Linked DNA regions of Homo sapiens: region 1 is linked to region 2. A link is a contact called in ENCODE Hi-C or POLR2A ChIA-PET data. All regions are on one chromosome and are shown on one strand. Each heading gives the region's core, a stretch centred on a gene start or an enhancer-like site at or near the end of the contact. The rest is flanking DNA. Distances are from core to core; before and after follow the strand shown.

Region 1 (6,951 bases), core at 521-3,020, 430 kb after region 2:
GAGGATGAATAACTCAAGAAACTGTATTGCTGGACTGACTGGCAATCAAGACCCTGAGAAAATTATTTTAAGAAGATTAAGGGCCAGGAGTGCTTGATATTTTGGCTGAGTTCTATGTCTCTCATTTCTTCTGAGTTGTATATTTTCTTTGCCCCACCCTGACCCAATCTTATCTCATCTCTAACACACTCCATGTATAACATTCTATAACTGGCCAATACGGCCGTGGTTTAAAGACTCACTCTGTGTCAGTATATTCTATAAACGTGTTCCTGTATCAGTGGCTAATAACTCAAGGGCAGTGATTGGGAATATAACTTCCAATAATTCAACTCAAACAACAAAGAACATTCTGACAGGTGTTTGGAAAGCATACTTGCTGAACACGATGATGAACAAACAACAACTTTATAAACTTGTATTTGTTGCTGAGATAGCCAGTATCTAACCATGAAAAAGAGTGAGAAAACAGCTCTCAAATCAGTTAAAACCAGTCTTTGACTGCCGAGTTCATGTCTCTTGCATGTTAGATCAAAAACGAAAGGAGGAGGAGTGTCAAAAAATTTAAAAATAAAAGCCATTTTACATGTCAGGCAGTGGAGTACTGAGTGATGACGGCATCCTATAAAATTAAAATATATGATGCCTGTGGGAAAGCCCCGGGTAGGGAGTTGAGGGTACGAGGCTTTGATATCAGTTCTTACCTGAATCACCATATGCAATCTTATGCAACTCATTTAATCTCTCTGGGCTTTACTTTTTCCTTTCCTAAAATGGAAATAGTAATCTCTGCTTCTCTTTAGTTTATAAAAATGTAAATTAAGTCCTTATTACAAAAATCTGCATATATACATATATATAGACAGAGAGAGAGAAAGACACTTAAAGAGGTGAACAATTTAGGAGCAACTGAATATACAATAATGGAATTACAAAGAAGAATGAAACAACAGAAAATATATTTTTAAAAACAATTTTCAGTAAAAAACAAGAAAAAAGATGCATTTAAAAAAAATTGTAAAAGCACTAGAAAAAATCTAATTAGACTTCCAAGGATTAAATTGGCCTTCGTATGGCAACTTTGAAAAAGTAGAAAGTTGGAGGTTAAGGAAAAAAAAGTTACAGTATACGAATGTAAAAATTTTTAATATTTTCAATGAGAATAAGCATTTAGGACTTTTTTAAGTTAGGGAAGACTCTGAAATCCTTGTTCCCATGTTAAAAGTGCACACGCACCAAAAGAGACAGCAGATGCAAACTGCTTTGCAAGTGAAAGTATCACAGGCATATATGGTTTAGGGAAATCTTGGCCACAGATGGACTTAGATCCTCTTTTCCCGATGCACCTTTTTCCTTAGTTATTCATGTCCCTCACCAAGTATTCTTCACCTAAGTATTGTATAGAGCTCACCTAGAGCAAGTTCAACACCGTTCCCCACAAATGCCAATAGTTTGGGCCCAAAGAGACGGGTCCCACCAGCATTAACTGGGGTTCAAGCAGAACCTCTTGTCCAGCCATCAGGGCCCAAGACAGGCTTGACAGCAAGACCAGGTGGCTGGCAACTGGCCAGTGGAGTCCTCCCACCTGGAACAGGGTTAAGTGAGGCTTATTTGGCCAGTCTGACTTGGGTCTGAGAACAAGACAGTTACACATTTTTAGGGTATGAGGGAAAGACCTTTGTTTTTGCTCTGGCTCTGCACACCTGCAAGTGCTCAAGTACACATGTGTGGGGGCGGCAGCAGGAGAAAGGGGACTGTTCCTCTCTTAAAGGGGCAGTCTCTATTCAAATGCAACCACCTCTTTCTTCTAAACCCATCAGTAACTCTGTCTAACACATTCAAGCTAACACTCAGACACAAACTTGGACAGTGAGCCAGTGAAGCTCAAGTCAGGAAGTGGGTTTCTTTATAGCTCTTTCCTCCTGATGTCTTCTAGGTAACCGGTTCTTTTAAGAAGTCACCAGAGATGGGTTAGGTTTGGATTTGGGGGAAGGGGATAAGAATTTTGTTATAAACCAAAGAAAAGGTTTTTCCAGCCACTATAAATGTACAAAGAAAAATCTTCCTAAGTGTGTAGGTAATGAGAAGAAAGAAAGATATGTTCACTGATCAGGGTTAGAAAACAGGACTTTAGAAGTCTGAAGATTATAGTCTTTTCTCAGTAGGATTCTCAACTTGCTCTCTGGAATTTATTTTATCCTAGGGGTTAAGTTTTCCCTGCATGTCAACAATGAGAGAAATCACTAGTTAGGTATAATAGAATCCTTGGAAGGTAGTTGAACTAGATCCTAAGTGATCATTTGCACACCGAATTTTGTAAGCATTTATCCAGCATATAATCTCTGAACACTCCTCAAACGTAGCCAGAGTGTGTTGAATAGCAAAACACAATATTAACAACTGCATGGAGGTAGCGGAACAAGTACTTTTTGTTTCACCATAACGTGATAAGCTGAAAGTGTCCTACCTACGCCTTTAAAGAAAAAAAGAACAGAGAACCTAGCCTTGAGAGGCCTCCATAAGAAACTCCACCGCCTCAGCTCTGAATGTCAAACACCTCCACAGACCTGTGCCCTGTGAGCATCTCCAACAAAGCAAGTCCCATCCTTGTTTCAGAGTTTAAACTTTCACATTCAATCACTCTAGGAGAACTTTCACTCTCATTATCTCTCAGGGAGAGGTGAGTCATACAAAAGACAATAAAGTTTGGGGAGTTACAGTCAACAACATGCATTGAACTCAGAAGCCCATCACGGACTACTGAGAGTGTCGGGACACATGGTCTTGAGTCCTGCCACATGGAAAAGCTGTGCTGGTCTCAACAAGCCATGTTTACAGCTCAGGTCCCTGCAGCTGTCACACTACCTGTTCTACTCAGTTCTCCTGCTTCAGGGAACATAATTGACTGGCTCTACCATGTCCACACCAGCACCCCTCATCCTGGGGACTGCTCCAGCCAGGGACTGAGCACAGTGAGGGCATGCAGGTCCACCCCTGTGAGACACAGAGCTCCTCCAGCAGACGACCTTGACCCAAAGATCCCCTGGGCCCAGCCAAAGTTTTCTTAGAATGGAGCTGCAGTTGAGGGCTCTTTCTACCCAAATCTCCTCCTTCCAGACCTGCAGCATGGTCTGAAGGTTCCGCTGCCTTCTCTTCGCTGCCTTTTTTTCCTTCATAGATGCTCCTTCCGTAAACATCTTGCACATCTAATCATGTCTTGGCACCTGCTTTCCGGCACACTCAAACTAACACAGTATTTTGAATATTTTCTGACATGTGAAAACCCTGAAAGTCATCTTATTTGTTGTTTGCTGTGTAACATTGGGCTAGACCTCCTCCTCTAAAAAGAAAAAAAAAAGTCTCGATTCCCTCATTTATACAATGGGCATAACAGAAACTTCCTCATGTGATATTTGGTGAAGGATTTAAAAAGTCAGTGTATATGAAGGAGTCTAAGCACACAGTAGGAACTTAATACATCTGGGATTGAGCTAAATAATTGAAAAGACCTAATTATTATTAAATGCCTGCTACGCCCCATGACACTGCCAGCAATTACTGCAATTCTATAAGTAAAATGCGTTGTTCCCTGGCCTCAAGGAACTTAGAATTATACTGGAAAAATAAAAGGTTTGGAGAATACTATGGAATGTAGGTGACAGCTAGCACTTAGAGCCTAGCTTCCTGTATACCCAGCACTGCTCCAAGTGCTCTCCATAAACTAATTCATTAGTTCTCACAACAAGCCTATGGTATAGAAACTATTATTACTGCCATTTGCAGATGAGAAAACAGATACAGAGATGTTAGCTTGCCAAAGGTTACACAGCTGCTCACTGGCAGGGCCTGACTCCATGCTCTCAATTCTACAGGGATGGCCCCTGAATGTTGCCCTTGGTAAAACTGCATGGGATGACCACTCTTTCTTGTGTTTAACTTGGACTTCTCTACCTGCAGGCATCCCCAAGTGACTGATGGGGTGCTGATGAGTGCTCCAACCTGCAGGCATCACATGCAAGTCACCTTAGGGAGACAGGAAGGGCAGCGCTTCTCTTGAATGAGCCTCTACAAAGAGCAGCAGCTGCTCACTCTCTGCAGCAGGGGAGGCCGTCCAGAGAAAAGAAAGAAGTGCCAAGGGGGCAAAGGCAGGGTCATCTGGGACACCTGGCAGGGCCTTTCCCAACAGAGGTGATGGGGAGTTTCCGAGGCCTGTTGTTTAAAGGCAATAAAGACTGGTGTGGATGTCTCAGCAGCACGCTGGCTGCATTCTGCTCAGTGGAAACATTTTGCTTCCTCCAAAGGTGGAGCTTCAAACTGGAGACAGAGTGGAATTCCAGAACAGTCACCACCCAATTCCATTATTTGTAGTGAGACTTTATTAAAGAAACAGTGACCCCAAAAATCTAAGACTCAGAGACTCTTCCTCTAAAACAGGCAGTGGGCTATACCCAGAATAGAGGGGTCAACCCGTGAGTCTCCTGGTATCCAAAATCCAGGCACCCTCAAGACCTCAGAGAGTTGTAAACAGCACCAGGGTGCAGGATGTATTGTACAGTATGAATAGATCCCTTCTGTCCAAAGACTGCTTGCAAGGTATTACCGCAGCTGAATCAAGACACTAAGATGCTTCAGCCAGTTGTGGTCTTTGAAAGCCATGACAGAAATAGGCAATCACCACTTTCCACGTTTTTTAAAAGACATTTAGAAAAAAAAAAGTTCATAGTGAGGACGAATCTTTTTACCATGTGATCTTTTTCTACTGGTAGCAGATGATTAAGAAAAATTCATACAAAACTAATTAGATAGGAGGCAGAAACAGTGGAATTACTCACAGGCAATAGAAAAGAGCTTTGCCTCCCAACCAGTTCAAATCTTCCCGGGAATTTTCCTCCTCAGTGCTCCAAAGTATTTTCCCGTCAATCACATAACTGAGCAGCATGTGAGTCTATTACTCCACTGAGATCCCCAGGTCCACGCCAGGCACCCCTTTAGGATCCACTGCTAAACCCAGCACCGTGAATGGAATCCCTGCCAGCATCTCAGCTGCTGGCTGACAGGAAGGCTCTATTTAAGCTGAGGGGGCTGCCAGCTTCCTGCAACTAGTTAATCACAACAGCCTCTGAGCAAGAAAGGGAAGACACTCTGTTTCTGCCCTTCTCATTCCCAAGCTCTTTTCCTCTTATCCAATCAGGTACTGCCCAAGGATGGTCTACATTGAGACTGTGATGGCTTCAGCAAGCCTGGAAGCCAGCCCCAGCTTTGCCTGGCCTGCAGACCTCAGTGAAATGCCCTAACTTCTCTGGGCCTGACTTTAGCCAATTCACACTGTCTTACACAACAGCATTTACATGGAGAGACTTTAGATTCCAGAGCTTCGCTCCTGTTATCTCCCCAAATTAAAAGGCTCTACGCTGTTCCTAATCACATGCCCACAGCACAAATTCACACTGCACTAGTAACCTGCTTTTACTCTTTCCTTATCACTAACTTAGGCTCATACCAAAAGTTTCCTCAGTTGTTGTTTGTACCTGAATACATTGAGATTATTTTGCAATCGAGCCTTCCTTCAGAAAACTGTGATTTCAGCTAATGCTGCCAAATCTCAGGTTTCATTCTGAACTGAAGGGCTTTGAAGCACTTCCTTTTGCAGTAAAGTTGTTTATTTTCAAAAACATGTTTTAGCAGTAGTTTTGGGTTACTGATCCCTAAAACTCAACTACGAGCCAGAACTCTAAGGTTCTGGACTTGGCCCTGGGACTTTCTTATTGTGTGACTTTAGACTGGCTCTAGAGTCATCTATGAAATGACAAGAAGAGGATTTATTTCAGGGCAGAATCAACTTGAGAGGACCTAGAGGAGAATGCACAGGGCTTTTTTTTTTTTTTTTTTTGAGACGGAGTCTCGCTCTGTCACCCAGGCTGGAGTGTGCGATCTCGGCTCACTGCAAGCTCCGCCTCCTGGGTTCACAGCATTCTCCTGCCTCAGCCTACCAAGTGGCTGGGACTACAGGCGCCCACCACCACGCCCAGCTAGTTTTTTGTATTTTTAGTAGAGACGGGGTTTCACTGTGTTAGCCAGGATGGTCTCGATCTCCTGACCTCATGATCTGCCTGCCTCTGCCTCCCAAAGTGCTGGGATTACAGGCGTGAGCCACCGCACCCGGCCCGGGGCTTCTTTTCCTGCAAGACTAGTACCTTTGTGTGTGTGTGTGTGTGTGTGATGTCTCACACACACAAAAAAATTTGGAAGTTGAATTCCAGATAGTCCCAAATTTAGCCTTAAGGAAACTGAAGGACTGCCTACTTATAAATCTGCATAACACCATAAAACATAATTTCATTACAGTTAGTGAATGGCTTTGGGTTTAGCCTTTTTCAGGCTCCTAGAAAACAAGAAAATCACTTCATTCATAAATGCAAATCAAAGAGTGAGAACACACCTAGACATTGATAAGGGCATTACCACCAGACCTGCTCAACAACAGCTGCAGAAGTGATAGGACTCCTTATCTGTGGCTATGTCTGACAATCTGGAATGAAGTTCAATAAAGGTGATTTATAGGTCAATAATTCTGGACGGAAGCCAAGGCCAGCTCTCTTCCCTCCCACATACCCCTAACCCACATGCATATAGTGTTCATTAGTGACAAGAGGGAGATAAGGTCCTAATCAGTCTAGGCAGGCAACTGCAATAACCAAGGAGTACTCTCATTATCTAATATGAAGAAAAGATTTTCTATTCAGGTGAGACATTTGGTGCTTAAGATTCAATTCAGAAGCTACCTCTGTGCAGAATGCAATTACATACATGGCCTTGAATAAGTCATTTTTTTGTGCCTCAGTTTCATCATCTATGAAATGGGACTAGAGGGGTTGAGAGGAAGAGAGACTACTATGTGACAACCCATTATATTATTCTATACCTACTGAAATGGAGAAGCAAGAGGAAGAA
Region 2 (6,955 bases), core at 630-3,129:
CCTGGGTGTGGGAATGAGTTCTGGAAGGCTCCAGTAAGCATTGCCAGTGAAGCTGGGGGACCTGCAGGTAGAGGAAAAGTCAAGCGTGGAACTCCAAAGAATGTCTCGGTTGCACGCAAAAGAAGAGAAGTCAGGAACAAAGAACAGCCAGGAATGAACTAAGACAAACGAGAGAAGGAATCCAATAGACACCATGAGAGGAAAGCATTTCCAGGAGGAAAAAAATTCCAATTCCCCTTCCTTCTTTCCTTCCTTCCTTCCTTCCTTCCTTCCTTCCTTCCTTCCTTCCTTCCTTCCTTCCTTCCTTCCTTCTTTTCTTCCTTCCTTCCTTCCTTCTTTTCTTCCTTTTTGGGACGGAGTCTCGCTCTGTCGCCCATGCTGGGGTACGGTGGCACAATCTCGGCTCACTGCAGCCTCCATCTCGGGTTAAAGCAATTCTTTTGCCTCAGCCCCCCGAGTAGCTGGAATCACAGGTGCAGGCCACCACACCCAGCTAATTTTTTTGTATTTTTAGCAGAGAGGGGGTTTTACTATGTTGGCCAGCCTGGGAGCTCCTGACCTCAAGTGATCCACCCGCTTCGGCCTCCCAAAGTGCTGGGATTACAGGAGTGAGGCACAGTGCCCAGCCCAATTCCTTATACTTTAAATGACTCATTTGCCATAGCCCTTTTATTTCATATATTTGTGCAGCGGTCTTAACTCCCCCCCTAAGCTCTTGCATAGGGGCGGGGACCGCGGGCTCTCTCTGAATAGCAGCCTGAGCTGAATGAGGTTCACGGGGTGGCGAGCCAGCAGAGGGGCTCTGTGGAAGGAAAGATCCCGAATGCCCCTCTCATTCTGTGCATCCTCAGATGTTATTTTACTGACTGGAATTTTTTAACGGCTAAAACCAGGACAAAATATGCTTAACAATTCAATACATTTTCTTACAAATAAAAGGAGTAAAATAAATGTATATTCTCCTGCAGAGCTGATCTGGAAGCGTCCTCACACACCCCTTTGCCACCTGGTGGCATCCCCGTTTCTCTTGGATTCCTGAGATGTCCACTGATGTTGTTGTCAGAAAGCATTGAACTCTTCCCTCCCACGATGCAGCGTGTCTGGCTGCCTCGGATATTCACATACCAGTCCAGCTGCCCAGCTCTTTACCCTCTGATTCTTCCCTCCTCCTTCTTCCAAGTCAGAGAGGGACACTGGCTTGTTATCTTTGGGCCCGCAGGTAACGTTTCTACATCGTTCCGGGCCTCACTATTTTTCCCATGTATAGATTAAGGAGATTGTTGTGCTCATCTTTAAATACCCACCTCAAATATTTTCTCTTCCCTTAGCCTATTCCATCTTCCCTATGGGTCTGCCCCGAGAGCTGCTTCTGTGTTCCCAGCGCAACTGAGTATGGTGGCTGTCTCAGCCCTTACCACAGGGCACTGTGAGAGATTGCTGGCCTGTGTCCTCTCTCGATCAGTGAGCTCCTTGGATTCAGTAACCACGTCTTACATGTCTTTAAATCCCAATGATCTGGTTAAATGCCTGATGTCCAGATGCTGTTCCAGAAATGTCAACGCACTGGACCGACATTGGTCCAAGAGGTCACGAATGTACCTTCTTATCCTAAGTGCCCTGCTTTTCCTAATTCTTAATGCAAAGTCAGCTATGTGTCTCTCTATTTATTTTTTTATTGTATGAACAGCGTAAAATGTCATGGAAATTTTGTTCTGCATCTTATCTTATTCATCTTGGTTCACTTCCTTTTATTACACAAAACTTTCATGGTCATGTGGTAAGATATTACTCCACTCTTACAGAGGGTTAGCATTAAAGAAATAAGCAAAGGAAATGTCAAAGGTATTCTGGGAATTTAACTCAAATTATTGTCCTTCCTCATGTTGACCCCTAGGGTGAGCAAGGACTGTAAAATACAAAACAATGAATAAACAAATACCAAGGCCACATCCGTGGTATACAGTGGAAAGTGTGGTGTATATGACCTGTGTGTGGTGTATATATGTGGTGTATAAGAAGGTGTAGTGTATGTGGCTTGTGTGTAGAGGACTTTCAATATCTCTGACTGTTCTGCTCAGGGATACCCTTTATAGCCAATTCCAAGTGCATATAGAGCTTCAAAATCCCCAGGCAATACCACCCGTGTTAAATATCCTCTGACCAAGGGAGAGTATAGGCTCTGTGTGTAAGCTTGGAGTGGCTCGCCAAGATCATCTGTGTACAATCGTGTCATTTTTCATAAACTTTTTCTGAGTCCTGAGGAAGAAACAGCCTTGTGGCCACCATCCATCATTTCTAAAGCTAGCAGCAAAGCCATCCTTGGCAAGACTCCTGCTCTCTAAGCCAAACCACCAACAGCTACTCTTTCACACAAGACTTCCTGGCCTAACCTACACTCTGCTAACCACACAGGCGACGCCCTTCATGACTGTGTTGCAAGGCAGTCATCGCCAGGGTGCAGGCAGCTGGGGACAGAAGGCATATGAAACCAATTTCAATGTGTGGGCAGTAATTTGTAGAGCTTTTGTGGAGTGTGAATTGTGACAGAGGGTAGGGATGGGCTTAACACGGGTCAAAAATGGATGGTCTTTGTAAGAACAAGTTGGGGAAATGCGTGAGGATTTTATGGGGTAATTTTTATGTAATACTTTATTATCCTTTTCACACATATATTAGAAATTGTTGAAGCCATCCCTTCGCCCTCCATATTTGCATAGCATTTTATGTATTTTATATTATTTATTACGATCTTTCATGAATTAGTAATGTATATGCCAGTTTTCCCTGGTAGACCTAGTAGGAGAGGCATTACCATTCATCTATTTGTATCACTTCCACAGTGTCTGGAATAGTGACTGATTTTTGAGTGCCTTTTTAACATGAGTGACATTTTCCATGCTTAATTGATATATGTTTAACTTACTTAATTTCATTATTAAAATAAAGGTAAAGCACAAAACAAAGCGACACTTATTATAAGAAGTCGATGAGCAAAAGTAATCAATTCCAGAGGTTTTGAAGAATACATTCTGACTCTTGGTGATCATTTGTGTGTCATTTGATGAACATGTTTTGGATGACAGTTGAGATTTTTATGTCATTCAGTTTAATTAGCACTTCCATGTAGACTTTCATTTTAATAAATGTCAATCTTTTTTTTCTAAAATATTAACAGTACAAGGAAAGAAAGAGACAAAAGTAATAAAACCACAAATAGGACGACCGAGCTGGAGCTCAGCCATCTAACAGATGTTCCCATGCCAGCATCAACCTGGCTTCTCTCACAGCCAGATCGAAATCAGTCTTTACTTTCCACATGGACAGGAAGGTAAATATTCAGATAATGTGCAGAAGAAAGATTTAGCTGTGATATGATTTGAGGCTCAGGGAGCCTGGAAACAACTGATTATTGAAGCAGAGAGTGTTGAAATAACATGTTGTTTTAAAATTCTTCAGTGGGAGACTAATATTTCAACACATTTGAATGACTTCCTTGCAGCAAAATGCTTAGGCTTAAAACATGAAGCTGGATAAGTAACAGGAGCTTCCAAGAGAAAAATCACTCAACTTATATATACTCCATGGCCAAGAAATTCAGGGTCCGTAGTTAGACACGTTCCCAGCAAGCCCACCTCATGTTGTCTGTTCTCAAGAGGGATGACTTTGGGTTGGACCTACTTTTCAAATAAAACTGTTAGGTTAGTGAGAGACAAATTTCAGATTCCTAGTTTCTCATGATGCAATGACTGAGGAAATTAATGTTTAAATGACAAAATTTGATTTTCTGACAATTAGGGAAATAAAGATAAATACTTCTATCCAACCCCTACACAAATCCATACATTGATTGTACAGTGATTTAGTGAGAGCCTACATGAAATAAGTCTTGTGGCTAGAGTTTCATCTACTGAATTTAAGTGATGAATCAGTTGCATAAAATTAGAAATCCTCTAATTTGAGTAGAGAGAATATGATCTTCATTTTTATAATGAAATTGCTCGGTGGGGGGAACTACACTTATTAGATCAATGCCCATAACCAGAATGTTGGTTTTTTCCCAACATTTATTAATTCTTTACTTACTGTAAGACATATTATTATTTTGGCTTTTGTTTGCACGACCTTTTGTTTCTTTTAAAATTATTTTTTAATGTATTGTTAATATTATTTTTGATTGACAAAACATAAATATATACATTTATAGAGTACAATGTGATATTTGGATATACGTACACAATGTGGAATGTTTTGTTTCTGATTCTTCAATAGAAATAAAATGATAATAATTATTATTATAAAAGCACATGAAAGAATGGAAATTCCAATAGGCAATCTAGACTTCTAGACTGGAGAGGACTTTATGAATATCCCTAGGTCTCTCATGAATAATCAAGGTCTGTTGTATAAGGATTTGTGAGAAAACAAGACTATAAACAATGTGTTCTTGGGTCTTTACATTTGTACATAAAAAAGTCTTTCCATGAAGTAAGTATGATTATTTATTCTTCATGATGTCTATTAGAAGTGAAGGTAAATGTGAAAGTGGGTCTCTTTTTTTAAATGGTGATGAGAAGCCGGGACCCAGGAATACCAGAATCTTGCCCTCCAAACCATCTACCTTCCCAGCCCCCAATAGGATTCCCAAATGATCCCTGTGAAAGGATCAGTAGACAATTAACAAATAAAGTAGCATTTTATTGCAAGCTAGGTGAAGACCCAAGCCTAAAAACAGGGCTCTCTGAAATAGCTGGCTTGGCATATCTTGGCTTGAGCTAATGTCCAAATTGGGCTAAGGCTGGCATCCACCCACTCCAAAGCCCACACCTAAACTTTAGATCTCACTCCTATGATCAGCTTCATGATCAGGAAAGAAACCAAAGGATGTGGCACACAAATCAGTGGAGTAAATATTTGCATATGGTTAGAGAGAGAGTGAGAGGACACCACGGCTGCCCTAAATAATCAAGCCCAGGGGAGATGAAAGAGATAGCATGCCTGCCACATGCATGATTAATGGGCCCTGTCAGTGCTCACAGTCCAGCCCGACCAGCAACCCCACACCCCCACCACTTTTGGTGAGGGGAGCCAGGGTGGGATGGACAGAAAGGCAGGCAGTCCTCCCCATTTCCACAGCGGGGGTAGAGCAGAATGAGCCAGGACCTGGGCTTGCACTGATGGAAGCAGGCAACAAAGAAAAAAAAATAGTTACAACCTTTGGTGACCTTCTCTTCATGGCTCATGATCTGAGGACTGAGAACTAATGTTTCAAATCCATAGGTCACATTCCTGCCTGCTTCTGTCCACTCCTGCCCTAATACCTCATGCAAAGATATTCAAGGGCTACTTTTATGCTCAAAGGAAACAACAGCTCTCTCTTTTCCCCCAAGTTCTGTTCCTGCTCCAAACTCCCCCTTGATAAATAGGGAAAGACATAGTAAAAATGTTTTTTAATTTTTAATTTCTAAATAGTTTTAATGTTATATCAGTAACAACTGTAAATGATTTCTAAAGTCAAATAATTCTAAAAGTCTTAAAGTGAAAGAGTATCCTGTTCCACCCCATCCCATTCCTCAGGCATTTTATTCCACAGGTAACTCTTCTTAATTTTTCTGGTTATTTCACATGATCTTAGCTTTCATATGTCTAAATAGTATGTTTATTTTGCTAGACTTATATATATATATCTGTTATATTTACGTATATGTATATGTGTGTGTATGTGTGTGTGTATATATATATATGCCTAGCAAAAGGAAGGAATGTCAATGAAACCACAAATAGGAAGATCAAATTGGATCTCACCCATCTAAGAGAATGGATACACACACACACATACACACACACAGACATATATATATATGTATATATTTCATGTGTCTCTATGTGTGTGTATATCAATCTATCTAAGTTTTACACATTATATACTTATAACCTACAATTGGAGATGAGGATTAGCTTTTCTACACCCACTACCATCCCAGATTCACCTACTCCCAGCTTCCTAACATAGTTATATCACAGCTTTTAGTAAAATCGATAGTTCACATTCTTATGAGTATCCAAATATTGTTCACTATTCTACTTCCATCTTTCCTATAAGCCCTCTGATGCTGTTGTTGCTCTTCTTTTTGGAGTTATTTCCTCAATTTTTCATTTACCTAGTTTTCCATAAAGTAACTGATATTTTTTCAAGAATTCTAATCTCTGCCATAGGCCCAAAAGCATTATTTTTCATATACTCAGATTTGCCCTCTGTTCTAATTTGTACTATTTTCTGTGAAGGTCTTCTTTCCAGGTATAAACCTGAATATTTCTTTTGATGCTCACTTACATTAGTTATTCTTTTTGCTAGATGTAAAATTTTCCTCTTGATCTCTTTTTTCTTTAATTTTTTGTTCAAAAACATATTATAATATCATCCTGAAATAAGGTGGTAATAAGTTAGTTTTTCAGCTCCAATATATCAGAAATATTTTATCATCACATCTGATAGTGTATCTGGGTATAAAATTTGATGCTAAGAGTCTTTTCAGTCAGAATTTTAAAACTGAAGCTCCCTTGCCTTCTAACTGCCAATCTTATTGCTTAAAATACTGTTGCTGAACTAATTCCCAAGACTTTGAGAGGTAATAATCTGGAGTGGTTAAGAATGAAACCAGCTGGGTTCATATCCCTATTTAACCTACCGATTTAGCCAAGTGACATTTGACAAGTTATGTAAACTCCCTGTGTATCTCTTCCCTTCTCTGTAAAATAGGGTGTGATAAAATTCTATTCAGAATTAGTCTTTGTCTTGGTTATTATTATCTTTTGATGATTTTAATTTAGAAGGAGGAGAAAATGTTTTGGGTAAAATTCACCTTTGTGGGACCTAATTTTTTTATGGATGAACATAAGTTTCAGCTAATGATCCATAACAGAGATTTGCAGTAAAACACAGCATGTAATACTAAGC

The links. A loop is a pair of places that touch in the nucleus more often than their neighbours do. ChIA-PET counts read pairs that join two places held with the same protein, here RNA polymerase II (POLR2A). Pooled maps may share reads with other maps.
Region 1: a map of CD4-positive, alpha-beta T cell shows a loop between it and region 2 (4-fold over the local background). The contact joins two enhancer-like sites. A Hi-C loop is called at or near these places in 8 of 168 maps with a recorded cell type or tissue (CD4-positive, alpha-beta T cell, CD4-positive, alpha-beta memory T cell, Right ventricle myocardium inferior and 3 more) and 12 of 50 pooled maps. POLR2A ChIA-PET finds 5 or more read pairs at or near these places in 2 of 52 experiments (CD4-positive, alpha-beta memory T cell and activated CD4-positive, alpha-beta memory T cell).

Annotation. Positions count from the first base shown.
Region 1 is chr11:128,469,686-128,476,636 of GRCh38, forward strand. The region is part of intron 8 of ETS1 (ETS proto-oncogene 1, transcription factor); the gene reads right to left. Among named protein-coding and RNA genes, the nearest start is that of MIR6090, 49 kb to the right of the region's middle. RefSeq lists enhancers at 1-18, 489-538, 549-648, 1,467-1,586, 2,589-2,883 and 1 more. Within about 2 kb of position 1,771, at least 13 of the 41 ENCODE cell types and tissues checked have a DNase peak (open chromatin) inside an H3K27ac peak, as active enhancers do; they include CD4-positive, alpha-beta T cell, where a contact is called at or near this core.
Region 2 is chr11:128,037,437-128,044,391 of GRCh38, forward strand. No RefSeq gene overlaps it. Among named protein-coding and RNA genes, the nearest start is that of LINC02725, 55 kb to the right of the region's middle. Within about 2 kb of position 1,880, at least 9 of the 41 ENCODE cell types and tissues checked have a DNase peak (open chromatin) inside an H3K27ac peak, as active enhancers do; they include CD4-positive, alpha-beta T cell, where a contact is called at or near this core.